3 separate regions of the Homo sapiens genome follow, and all the other regions are linked to region 1. Evidence: chromatin contacts called from ENCODE Hi-C or POLR2A ChIA-PET data. All regions are on one chromosome and are shown on one strand. The core of a region is the stretch at or near the end of the contact, and the rest is flanking DNA. Distances in the headings are between cores, read along the strand shown. Region 1 overlaps EBF1 (EBF transcription factor 1). Region 2 overlaps EBF1 (EBF transcription factor 1). Region 3 overlaps EBF1 (EBF transcription factor 1).

What was found. Hi-C counts contacts between places; a loop is a spot of excess contacts on that map. ChIA-PET counts read pairs that join two places held with the same protein, here RNA polymerase II (POLR2A). Pooled maps may share reads with other maps.
Region 2: a loop to region 1 is called in a map with no recorded cell type, with 7 times the contacts of the local background. The contact joins two enhancer-like sites. A Hi-C loop is called at or near these places in 7 of 37 single-sample maps with no recorded cell type and 4 of 50 pooled maps. POLR2A ChIA-PET finds 5 or more read pairs at or near these places in 1 of 52 experiments (B cell).
Region 3: a map with no recorded cell type shows a loop between it and region 1 (5-fold over the local background). The contact joins two enhancer-like sites. A Hi-C loop is called at or near these places in 13 of 37 single-sample maps with no recorded cell type and 9 of 50 pooled maps. POLR2A ChIA-PET finds 5 or more read pairs at or near these places in 2 of 52 experiments (AG04450 and B cell).

The regions. Positions count from the first base shown.
Region 1 is chr5:158,847,132-158,851,236 of GRCh38, reverse strand. The region is part of intron 6 of EBF1 (EBF transcription factor 1); the gene reads left to right. Among named protein-coding and RNA genes, the nearest start is that of EBF1, 250 kb to the left of the region's middle. Within about 2 kb of position 2,421, at least 2 of the 41 ENCODE cell types and tissues checked have a DNase peak (open chromatin) inside an H3K27ac peak, as active enhancers do; they include B cell, where a contact is called at or near this core.
Region 2 is chr5:158,750,120-158,754,224 of GRCh38, reverse strand. The region is part of intron 10 of EBF1 (EBF transcription factor 1); the gene reads left to right. Among named protein-coding and RNA genes, the nearest start is that of LINC02227, 340 kb to the right of the region's middle. RefSeq lists a silencer at 1,659-1,778. Within about 2 kb of position 1,729, at least 2 of the 41 ENCODE cell types and tissues checked have a DNase peak (open chromatin) inside an H3K27ac peak, as active enhancers do; they include B cell, where a contact is called at or near this core.
Region 3 is chr5:158,773,001-158,777,105 of GRCh38, reverse strand. The region is part of intron 10 of EBF1 (EBF transcription factor 1); the gene reads left to right. Among named protein-coding and RNA genes, the nearest start is that of EBF1, 320 kb to the left of the region's middle. Within about 2 kb of position 1,730, at least 11 of the 41 ENCODE cell types and tissues checked have a DNase peak (open chromatin) inside an H3K27ac peak, as active enhancers do; they include B cell, where a contact is called at or near this core.

The DNA of each region.
Region 1 (4,105 bases), core at 1,172-3,671:
CGCCTGGCTAATTTTTGTATTTTTGGTAGAGACGAGGTTTCACCATGTTGGCCAGGCTGGTCTCAAACTCTTGACCTCAGGTGATCCGCCTGCCTCCCAAATTGCTGGGATTATGGGCATGAGCCATCATGTCTGGCTAGGAACCTTTTTCTTTCCCTGCAGCTTGTGCTGGGATAAGAGAGGATGGGTGGGGAAATTTTATTTTTATTTCTACTCAGCAGTGTTTTGACTTGTTTTTTTGAGATGGAGTCTCGCTCTGTCACCCAGGCTGGCACCATCTCAGCTCACTGCAACTTCTGCCTCCCAGGTTCAAGTGATTCTCTTGCCTCAGCCTCCAGAATAGCTGGGATTTCAGGTGCCCGCCACCATGCCTGGCTAATTTTTAAATTTTTAGTGGAGACAGGGTTTCACCATGTTGGTCAGGCTGGTCTCAAACTCTTGACCTCAAGCAATCCACACGCCTCGGCCTCCCAAAGTGCTGAGATTACAGGCGTGAGTCACCACACCTGGCCCTACTTAAGTTTTTATGCTGAATTTCAATTGCACATGATGAGATGCCCAGGCAATTCACAATTTCTGGTATATAGCTCCATCATTTCACTTATCACATAGTATGGTATTATTAATTTTAAGAATCAACTAGCTATCAATTCTCAAGCTTTAGTGTGCATCAAAATTCTTCAAATGCCCCTCTGGTCCAAGTGGACTCATCCCACAGGAAAGAGTACGTACAGAAATTTTCATACAGTTCCTACTTTCTCTCTGCCAGGACAAGTTTCTGAGGTAATTCTGATGAAGACAGCATGAGAACTGTACTTCAATGAACTTTCACAAGGGAAGGGACTGGGTTGTCTGTTGTATGCCTTCTGTTTGGTGCAAAGTAGGTGCTTAGTAAATACTTATTGAATAAGGACAGACTGAATGAATAAATAGATAACCTAAGAAAATAGGCTGAATGAAGAAATAGTAAATCATTAAGAGTTTTAACTAAGGGTTTCAACAAAAGTCAACAGAATGGTCTGTAGAATTTTGGAGAAGAAACTAAACAGACTTTAGTTATATGGCCTTTTATTCCTTTGGGTTACACTTGAATGATGGGAAAACAATGGCAGGTTTAACTTGGAGATAAAAATTTCTCAACATCAAAGTTTAAAATATTAAGTAGGAAGTTAAGGACACCAATGGTGTGGAGCCTTCCCAGTTGATACTCATGTATGAATTATGCAATATGAAACTAATAAATGATGTACATTTTACAGAGTGTGAGATGGATAGCTCTTAACTGTTCACATTTGAGTTAAATGGTAAATCTTAGAGCATAGAAACTTTGAGAAAGCCACTCGTAATCTTTAGTTCCTAATTTATTCCTTGTAGAATGGGGCCAACATCCCTAGGTTCTGTGCTGAATGATATTCACTTGAAGTTTTACAATGCAGTTGTTTGTTATTTCATTAAAGTAGTGCCTATTCATAGAAAAGTCAGAAAATATAGAAGAAAGAAATAATCTTTGTGCTATAATTCAAAGCTAACTGCCATTAATATTTGCAGGTAGTTTAAGTCAGCTGTGTATTCAGTGCTTTGCATGTACAGCTGTGCAAGGAGCTGTCAGGAATGGAAAGGCACTATCAGAAGTCCGTGGTGTCTTGCAGGGGCAGACCATTATACAAGCAACTGCAGGCCTTGCAGTGAAGACCAAGTGTGACAAGTGCTGTAACAGAGTGTAGGTGGCAGGGATTAATTCTAGCTCTGGGTATCTGGGAAGGTTTCATGAGCTCAGTACATTTATACCGCACCTGGAGGGATAAGTGGGATGATGGGAAGCTGAGATGGTGTGGGAGTGAGGGAGGCATTTCAGATCCAGGGAGGCAGCCTATGGTGAAGGCAGGAAGGAGATTTCATGTTCAGGGCACAGGATGTAGCTTGGTGTGACTTAGCAAAGAATGCTGAAAAGTGAAGAGTAGGAGAGCATATTATTGGCATTATTAGGGACTTTGAAAGATTCACTGATCTAGCCCCTGCCAGAACAGCCACAACTGATTAATATTTTAAAAGTATTCAATCTTCCTTGGCAATTACTTGAATACTCTATCATCCTAAGAGTCAAAAGTTTTCCTGGGAATTTGAATGTAAAGAGTTGTCTTCTTTTTTACTTTTCTTTTGGAGAAAAACTTGAACCAAAATCATGGTGCTCTTAGTAAAATTGGTATTGAATGAGAAGCATCACTACATATTGGACTCTCTGGAAAGGTCTGTTGGTTGAGTAAGTGAATGAATGTGTGACAACGAACATTTGTACTTTTTGAAGTCTTGAATCATAAGTTGAGCATCCAGGCAGAACTGTATGCCTCAGTTACTGTGGACTTGAACTTCTTGATCTCTCTCTGACATCTGTCACCTCCACAGGGGAAGTTAATATCGAAACCCTCTGAGTCCTTAGAAGGGAAAAGTGAAATTCTAACGTGAGATTCTAAATGAATCTGCTTTAAAATGCTAAACACATATGTACTGAACAAGGAGATATTAACAGCCTTTCATTTTCAACCCCTGGCTTTCTGTCTGCATGAAACACACACAAAAGTAGTGACTGGTGACTATCATAATTACATATAGTATAATTTAATCCTTATGGTGATGTTCATTGACACTTCCCAAGAGACCCAGATTACATTGGTTTTGTTTTGGCCACTGTTCTCCATATTTGGGTTGGTTCTGTTACCAGATCACCCACTGGTCTTTCATTATGGTTAAAATGCATTTGAGGGATCACAAATAGGGTGAGAGTGGTTGGGAGCAAACTCAAAAAATATTAAAATTTATAATTGGCTATAATCTAGTGAAAGTGTTGGCATTTCTAGTGAAATGATTATGCTGGCTTCAGTTGTAATTTTGAATGAATCTGGTGATGATAATAAGAATATAACCAGAATGGTCAATGATCCCACGATATATATATAACATGTAAAGAATATAGTTTAATGGATGTGGGCTTTGGAGTCAAACTGCCTATGTTCAAATCTCAGCTCCACTTGTTACTAGATGGGAAACCTTGGGCAAATTACCTTACCTCTTGGTAGCATTATCTGTAAAATGAGAAAAGAAGTAGAATCTCATAGGACTGTTGTACAGAGTAAACTGATACATGCAAAGCACTCAGGACACGGCCTTACACATGGTGCAGTGCTTGTGTTTGCTGTAGTAACTGCTAAGTTGAGGAGCTGAGGCTCCTTCTGCCTCATTTTTTATGCTTGGCTTTGTGGGGTGGGTCGCTGTTACTGAAGCAAAGTTGCCACCTGCCTGTGCATCCTTTTCAGCCTGGGGAAAGATTTACACCAGTAATCCAGAAGTGCAAGTCCTGATACCTTTGCTCAAAACCTGTCCCTTGGTCTGCAGGAACTCTGTGGCCATGATTCCCAGTAGAAATTTGGTTCCTTGTAATGGAAACAGTTTAAAACAAATGTGTCCTCAGTCTGTCCCCAGTTCCAAGAAGGACAGACGGACACTTGGTTTTGTGATCTGCCTCATTTCTGCCACATTTCAAATCATTAGGATGACTTCAAATATTCGCCCAGGGCCAGAGTTTGCACCTTAATATGTTTTGGCAAGAAACACTTGGCATTTGAGTAATCTGTGTAAAAGAACATCCGTGAGGATAAACATCTTCTCTACCACACATGAACTTAGAATTCTTTCTCTCTTAAATTTCCAGTCAGACATTGCTAGGGGAGTAAGTTGGGCCAGATAGCCAGAAGTCAGTGTTAAGCTACAGCCCCCTTGCTCTAACCTCCCTTCTCTGTGTCATTTCTAAGAAATTGTAATTTTTTCTTTCCCCATTGGCAACTGGTTAGTTGTCCTGTCCTCTACCTATTCACTGTCTCAAGACTTTTTCCTGCCTTTCAGATTTGACTTCTAGTATGAGGAGACCTACGTGGAGTGCGTCCTTTTCCTTAAAACTATTTTTAAATTCTTTCATTGGCTGCTGTGCTATGACAAAACCATTTTGTTTTTTTAAATTCTTGCCACTAATGATGCCCTTCCCTCAAGGGCATACTCTGAGCTCTGAGGTAATGAATGCTTTTCAGGTTGATCATGTTCATCCCTTCAGGCT
Region 2 (4,105 bases), core at 480-2,979, 96 kb after region 1:
AATTGTGAAGCCTTTAAAGGCTATTTAGGATGGTGAACTTCTGCTAGAGCTTCATGCAGTAATATGTAAAATATGTAGTTGACCAGAAGTTTACAGTTTTGACTAATAGAAGTATTAGTCAATGGGTAATACTTCAAGTTTGCCAAGTCCCAGCTTATAACTGGACCTTCATAAGCCAGCCTCATGTTCTAACAGTCAGAAGCACTCTAGACTTGCAACTTTAAACCCTAGTTAGAAAAAAAATTAGCAAATACTATATTTTAGCCAGAAAAAAAAAATCTAGGGCTACAACATTTTACCAGGGACTCATGTTAACATTTGGTCTACAACAACTTTGTTTATAGAATACTCATGCAGGTAAGTTTTGTGGTCGTCACAATCTGTCTGAAAGTAAACATTTTTGGAAGTAGAAATTTGAGAAAGCTATGGTGGTGCTATTTAGTAACATAGGCCATGGAGAATTTGGTCAATGAAGATCAACAACTTTGATGAAATAGTTTTTGCCTGAATAATGAATAATTTATTTTGCCTAACAGTCTACATTGCTAAAAAGGTGAAAGCAGTGGTCAATTTAATGAAGAAAAGTGCATTCACTCAAAGTTTTTGGCAGAAAGGAGAAAAAATATCTGGTTGATTGATTTCCTTATTTGCTTTCCAGCTGGTGGTTTTGGTGTGGTCGAGACACTTCATGGGGTTCCTGCCTTTAGTTATGCTAGTTGTAGCAGACCACTACCTTGAATCAAGAAAGCATGTTGGTCTAACTCTAAGATTATAGCCAGAACCCATCAGAGGGCTAGAATTTCTTTCCACTAAAAGTTCCTTTATAAATTCTTGTGTTTTGTTGTGTTTCTAGGTATATGTTTAAATGGTTTCAAAATTGATTGCTTTTAATAGTTCTTTTGTTGTTGCTGACAGTTGTGGAGAGAGTAAGATGGAGATACACAAAGCCTTTTCTTATTAACAGATTTCCTGTTATACATGTATTAAGATTGTCGGCTTCTACTCCGGTATCCTTTCCTTCTAGCTTGCTTCACCAGAGGGAGAAAGACTAGCTCAATTATATTATCCTGTTAGATTGCTTAAATCATGTTTAGATAAAAAAAAATTACTTTCTGCTTTCTTACTATAGTTCATGATTTCCATTTTGTAAGGCATCTTTTCTAAATTTTGTGCTTTATTATTTTTGCGGTGTTGAGCGAGCGAAAACAAACTCTAGTTCATAATTCACTTTAAAGAACATACCCTTTCTTTCTATTTTCTTGTTAAAACCAAATTGTGTGCAATTTGTAGGAAATTGAAACCACATTTTTCACTTAACTTTCCAAAATTAAAATTTATGGGGAAAAAGAAGCAATAAAACAGTTACAATCTGGTCATCTATAATTATCTGTGTGGTGTGAGCAGTTCCACATTTGAAAAATGTGACACGGATAACTTATCAAGATTTTACAACCGTGGGACATTTCACTTCTTATTTGCTGCATTGGAGCCAAGATCTCCACAAAATGCTGAAAGTTACCACTGTCAGTTTGAAAGTTACATGTGTGAAGAGGAGCTTTGAAATGTATAGAAAACAATGGACAGTATCTAAAAACAGTTGTTTTCCTCCCTCACTCAGTAACGAAATGTATTACAGTAAAAATTTGCCATTGTAGACTGTTCTTATTTCCAGTATTGTTCTTGATTTCAGTTACTTTAACATTCTCTTGTCACGCTCTACTGGGTAGGAGAAAACCACAGAACTAGTGAGATGAACCGTCTATTTCTGTTTATTGGTGCTGCCATTGCTGTCTTGGTATCTCCATTTCTAAAGCTTTCTGCATCTTTATAGATTTCCTAAGAAATGGATCCTTGAAGATATTCAAGTCCTAAGCTGTGCTTTTTTTTTTTTTTTTTTGGAATAAATACTTTTTCCCCTTTTAATCTTGCCATCTAATTGTTTCTAAGTTATAATAGTAAAAAGTTTTAGATTCTAAGAAATTTGATACTTCAATCCTAGTTCTTAATAGAGGGAAAGTTCATTTAACAATGGCTCCTTTGTGGAAATATAATCATATTTAGACAACTTGATGCAGCTGTGGTGAAGTCATTCATTTGTGTTTTCATTCAGTAAACTTTTATTGAGTATCTATTTAGTTTCACATCTTCTGTTAGAATCTAAATATAGAGTGGGGAACAAAACACTACAAATAGTACTGCACATAGTAATTATTCCCTTGAACCTTAGCATCATCAACATCATTCTAGATAAAAATGTATGGATGGACAGATCTTTGGCAGTATAAAAAAACCATCTAAAACCACTACAATCCTGAGTCTCGACTTAAGCTCAACTGAAATTGCACCCTTGCCTCAGCAACTTACAAATGCTCAAATGTTTTATAAATATTTTGGCCATGTCCATTTCTTTATTTGTAAGTTGATTCTGATCAATATTATCAGAATTTTAAAGATGTATTCATTTAATGGATAAGTACTTATTGTATAACGTAGTCTTCTAAGTGTTTTACAAATATTTAGCCCATTGAATCCCTGAACATCTCTATAGGGAAGGCACTTGACTGTCCTGATTCAACAGGTAAGGAGACTGAGACATAGATTAAGCATTTGCCAGAGTTACTCAAGTGGAGGAACCTGGCCAGACCGTCTGACTCCAGAATTCATCCTCTTAACTGTTCCACTGTACTCTTTCCTCAGTACTTTGGTATTTCTATAACTACGTATGTCTTTTAAAAGTGTGATGATCCCTGAGTGTATGACGCTTGGACACATCTGGTAGGATTCTGCAGACAGCTTACTCTGCCTGTAAGTGGAGAGGTTCCAAAGAGGCATCAGTAAAGGAGTCCCTGGCATGTGATGGCCCTCAGGTCATTATGAGCCAGGGGCAAACGCAACATGTGTCCTACCTTCCATTCATTCTAAGTTGTTCATTCGCCCGTCTCTCTAATACGTGCTTAGATATAAAAATAATATGTGCTAATTTAGAAAATTTAGAGAAAAACAGGATAGAATTTAAGGAGTTCAAATCATCCAATAGCCATCACCCAGAGTTGACCACTAAAAAGATTTTTGTATATTTCTTTCATATTTTTCTATACATAACAAATATATATGAACATTTTCTTCGTATTTGTGGTTATACTGTATATGTGTTTACACACACACAGTTTTATATCCTGTTTTTTTCACATAGCCTAATAAGCATTTTCCCACGCATTAAAATTTCTTCATAAACATGTTAATAGGCTGCATCATCTCCCACAGTGTGGATTTACTATATTTATTTATCCATTCACTATTGCTAGAAATTTAAGTTGTTTTATTTATACTCGTATAATGATACAATCTTTGCTCTTTTCTCTAACTTTGATGCTTTAAAAACCATAGTAATTTGTGGTAACTAAATGTTCTATCCCTTTATGAAGATTTTTTTTTAAATGCCCTAAATGATTTTTTTTTGCAAGTGGTAGATTTTTAAAAAAAACTTTTGAAATAATTTTTTCATATAATGCTTTTATTATTTGCACTATAAAATGATGCTATAAAATATAGAGTAGAAATAAAATATGCCCAAGTGTCCACATGAACTCACAATTAGTCTAGGAAATTATATCTAGCCGTAAAGTGAGAATATTAAAGCTCTTGTATCTATATTAATACAATCAGCCATACTTTTTAATGATAAGTATTTAATCTATCAGTCTCCTCTCTCTTTTTTATCACCCAGTTGCAAACTAGATTCATTTTGGATAATTACCTTTGGTACTAAATGTATATTATCTGCCCAGTTAGGAAATAGATCAGAGGGAATTCATAAATCAATAGTAATAAAGTAAACAGAGAGAATGGAATCTATTTCCTCTCTTATCATTTGTTTGAACCCATGCTACTAAAGACAGGGACCCTGTCTAATGGATGTCGGACAGAGGACCACAAGTAAACCCCACTGGGAACAGCTCTCCTTTAAGAATTGATCTGATATTTCAGGAAATATCTTATTGTTTGAATATTATAATGGTAGGTGCTTAATGACAACTACGATGCTTTGACTTCTGCTGTTTACAGAATTGATTTCAGTTTCTCTTTCAATGTTTTTGTATCTATT
Region 3 (4,105 bases), core at 481-2,980, 73 kb after region 1:
CTTGTTAGGGTTTGTTGGCTTTATGGAGTAGGTTTGTGCTTTCATGAACAGTACGTCTTTCCTCTAGCCTGTTCACGGCACTTGTATTACATACAATTGGTAGTTTTCATATTTAATTCTGGGTTGGTGCCTTCTTTCCAAGTATGCTGCATTTTTGTCCTCCCAAAACAGCCTTGGCACATGGATCCGCCTTGCGGCAAGAAGCTAGGGTTTCAGAGTGAATGTGAATTCCCTCCCATCAGACAGAGAGAACCAGGCAGCATCTCTGTGGAATGACATCAAGTATAAAGGCTGAGTGCCCAATGTGTACGCTAAGAGATCCCTAGATTGTGAAGTGCAAACCAAATACCCAGGGATCTTTTACAATTCACATTCTGCTACAGTAGGTCTAGGTAGAACCTGAGATCCTGTTTCTTAAGCAATCCCAGGTGAGGCTGATGCTGCTGCTCAAAGAACCACAGGTGGAGTGCGGTTCTGGGCCCTCTGCTTAGTGTCAGTCATCCTTGGATAGTGGTAGCTGTCTCCACGAACTAGTCCCAGGTTTCCTTTTCCATTCAGTAAAAGACCACAAGACCAGATTAAGTACAGAGCGGAAGTTGCTTTCACACAAAGAGATAACAGAGCAGTGAAGGGATAACAGTTAACAAATTGTAATTATAACCATACAATTAAGTGGACGAATTTTATTTTTCTGTGACATTTTACTTCAGAGCATCTTTCCCTTGTATTTCAATATTAGAAGTAAAACCAAACATACTTCTTAGTCACCCAGTTTCTCTCTCTCTCTCTCTCTCTCGAAATTATAAAAACAATTAATGCATCCTGACCCTTGGAAATGCCTCCCAGCCCTTTAAACAAAATGCAGGTTTGGTGCCTGCCTGACGATTAGTTTTAGTTAACTGAAAATTATAGGATTGACCCAAGAGGAAAATTTTGTTTGCACTCCAATCACTTTTACAAATTAAGGAAAATTACCACAATTTTGTTTAGCTAAGGTTTCACACTGAGTTCAAGAAATTAGCTCAGCCATCCCAACAAAGTCAGCACTTTGTTAGTGAGCACTTGAAAAAATAATAGTCTTTCTGGAGTTTTGTGGTGTATACAAACGAAGCGTAGAGAAAGCTATGATGCTTTATAGAAGTAGGCCAAGTGTTTTTAATTAGGCTCATTGGTTCAGCGTAAGTTTTGAAGAATAATCAAACTAGCAGATTAGCTGTTTCTTTTAAAGCTAGGATTTCTTGCCATTCATTTTTCCCATGAGAACTTCCACATAGCAGTGTGTGTGTGTGTGTGTGTGTGTGTGTGTGTGTGTGTGTGTGTGTCTGTGTGCATGTGTGTGTGTGTGTGTGTGTGTGTGTGTTTTACAAGTCTCATTATGGGGCTGCAGGAAAAGGACCAATTGAAACTTCTGATACTGTAACATTCCCCAGCATCATTCCAATGGATGGGAGTTTTTCACAATGTTCCCCCACTGAACTCGGTGTTCTGGAACATATTTCAAAACCACAGAGGCCAAATGTTTTCTCTGAGAAGTTTGGACTCTGTTTTTGGCCGAAAACATTAGGCCTCGCTGGCTGCTTATTTACTCAGCTATTAAGAACAAGAAAAGGAGAAGAAAAAGAAGAAAATGCTTGTGTGGTGGGAGGTACAGGAGGCAATCAGGCATGGTTTCCGCTTTGGTGACAACGTCCCTGCCCATTAATGGTTCCATTTTGTGGTCAGGTCTCATTTAGAAGAAATTATTTTTAATCAGTCTTCAACAAAATATCCCCTAGAGCCACCTGGCCATAAAAGTTAGAAAAAAAAATCACCCTCATTAAATTACTTAAGTTCTCAAGAGAAAAGAGCTAGGGATCCATCATTATTTGGAGTTTTTTTAAACACTAAAAAAAAAAATTGCCATCAGTTTAAGAAATCACATCTTAGAAAATCTATATCACACTGGAATTAAGAAAAAAGTGTTGGATTTTCAAGCCTAGAAAAGTAGTTAAGGGTAAGAGCAATAAGTTGGCGCATATGCACATGTATACATCTGTGGGAAATTTAAGGTATGAAAAAATGCTTCTGGTGATCTGGCCTCAAACTGTGGGCACCAGACAAGAAGCCTTTTTTTTTTTTTTTAAATATTCTAGAAGAGAGTTCTAACCTCTCCCCATATCGGAAAAATAAAAATCTGAAGAAATTGGCACAATGATTTCCCCTCTGGTATAGTTACTTGGCTGTTAACAGTTATTGTGACATCACATCATTTCTGATGAAAGGGAATCTGTGTTCATTGGTGACCTACACATGGACCTTTTGATCATTAGCATTAAATGCCTCTACCATGCGTTGCTTGTTCATGGCTGGGGCTACTGGCCTCTGTGATTTACTCAGTTTACCTCTGCTGTCACCACTTAATAGTAAGGGTATAGAGATGGCTCATAAAACCTCTCTGTTCTTTGTATCCAAACAACTGCTCAGATCATTGCAAATGTACGGCCCCCTCCTTTGTCCACCCACAGAAGTTCACACTTCATTTTCTTTAACATCCATAGTATTTCAAGATGTGAGGCTTGGTTTTCTGGATTGGGTGAGCTAACCCTCTTATTTGTTAGTGAAATATCACTTGGAATTTTTCCCTTGAAAAATATTATTGAGCTGAAAAGTAACACCCCAAACTAAGGCCTTATTGCTGTTTTTAAAGTATGCAAGAGAGAGTTGGCATTTGTAGATGTAAATGTCTCTAAAAGTCCATAACATTAAAAAAAAAGAAAAAAGGCAGGAACAGCATGGCCTAATCTATACTAATAAAGGCAGACCTTTTGGGGAGGGAAGAATCTGACCAAGCACAGATTGCCTGCAAGCTGGCTCCCCTTGTAAGGATGGTAAGCAAGCGTACATCTCTCCCTCATTGGTTCTTCAGACCAGAGACGCACGAGGAATCCATAGCTGCTAATGTGCCATGCCCTTGTGTTTGTCCAATCAGAGTCACAGACTCTGGAAAGTGAATCCTGACTGGATTAGAAGCAGAAAAGCTCAATAGCACTTTCTAGATCTTACTTTATTGTGTCCAGTTATTCTTATGTAAATGTAGGGCAAGGCTGACTTTAATTTTCAATAAATGTTTTCTAAGAGAAGGAAACAAAAACACTATCTAATCACAGGATTGATTTCAAAGCCCTATTATCGTTTCTGGTCAGTCCAGTGGGAATTAAATCCACTATAACCTCACTGCCATGTAAGGGCTCTCCCTAATACCTTTATTATTCTCACAGCTTGTTTTCTTGCAGGTGTTACATCTTTAAGTGGCTTGGATCTTTTCGAATCGTGATCTCTCCTGCTAATCCCTAAGTAGCCTTGGAAGCTAATAAAAGACTCTTAGGCACCTTTAGCTGCTTCCTCAAAGTTTTTGTAGTTGGTTTTCCTGATAAGAAGCGGCCAATTCCAAATGCATGTGTTGCCTTCATTCTAGTTATATTTTCTGTAAGAATTTTCATATATTCTCGGGGAATATATGACTGAAAGAATGGGACACCAGGACAAGGTTTGAGCAGCCTAGGGGTACCCTGAGAGCTGTACACCACCTGACCCCCCAAAAGTTGGTGAAAACCCTGATGAATGATCATCTAACAACTCAGATGTCTGGTTAGGTCACTTATCAGATCTTTTCTACCACTAACTTTTCCAATTCCAAACATTTTTCACCCAATTTCCTGTTCCTGTGGAAGGACTAACCCACATTCCTGTGTATTAGCCTGTGAACTAACTTCGAAATGAGAATTCTTCGTGGAAATACTTCCTGTTTGTACCTTGTGCCCAGAATAACTCCACATCCTTTGCCAATGCATAACACGTTGCTTTGCACATAGGAGGGGCTATTTTGTCTGCATATGCTCTGTGGAACTTGACATCTTTTACTATGACTTTTAAGTTTTCCGTTTTTTCTCCCTATCCCTCTTATTTTCTTCTTGCTCTCCCATCTCTCCTATCTCCCTTTCGCCTTCCTCTCTCTTTTCTTTACTCCCCTCATCCTTTCCTCCCTCCCTCCTAAGGGGATAGTACCTCGCATACTGATTGACTGCTTAGGTTCAAGATGATGGATATAGATTGAATTCTCAGATCT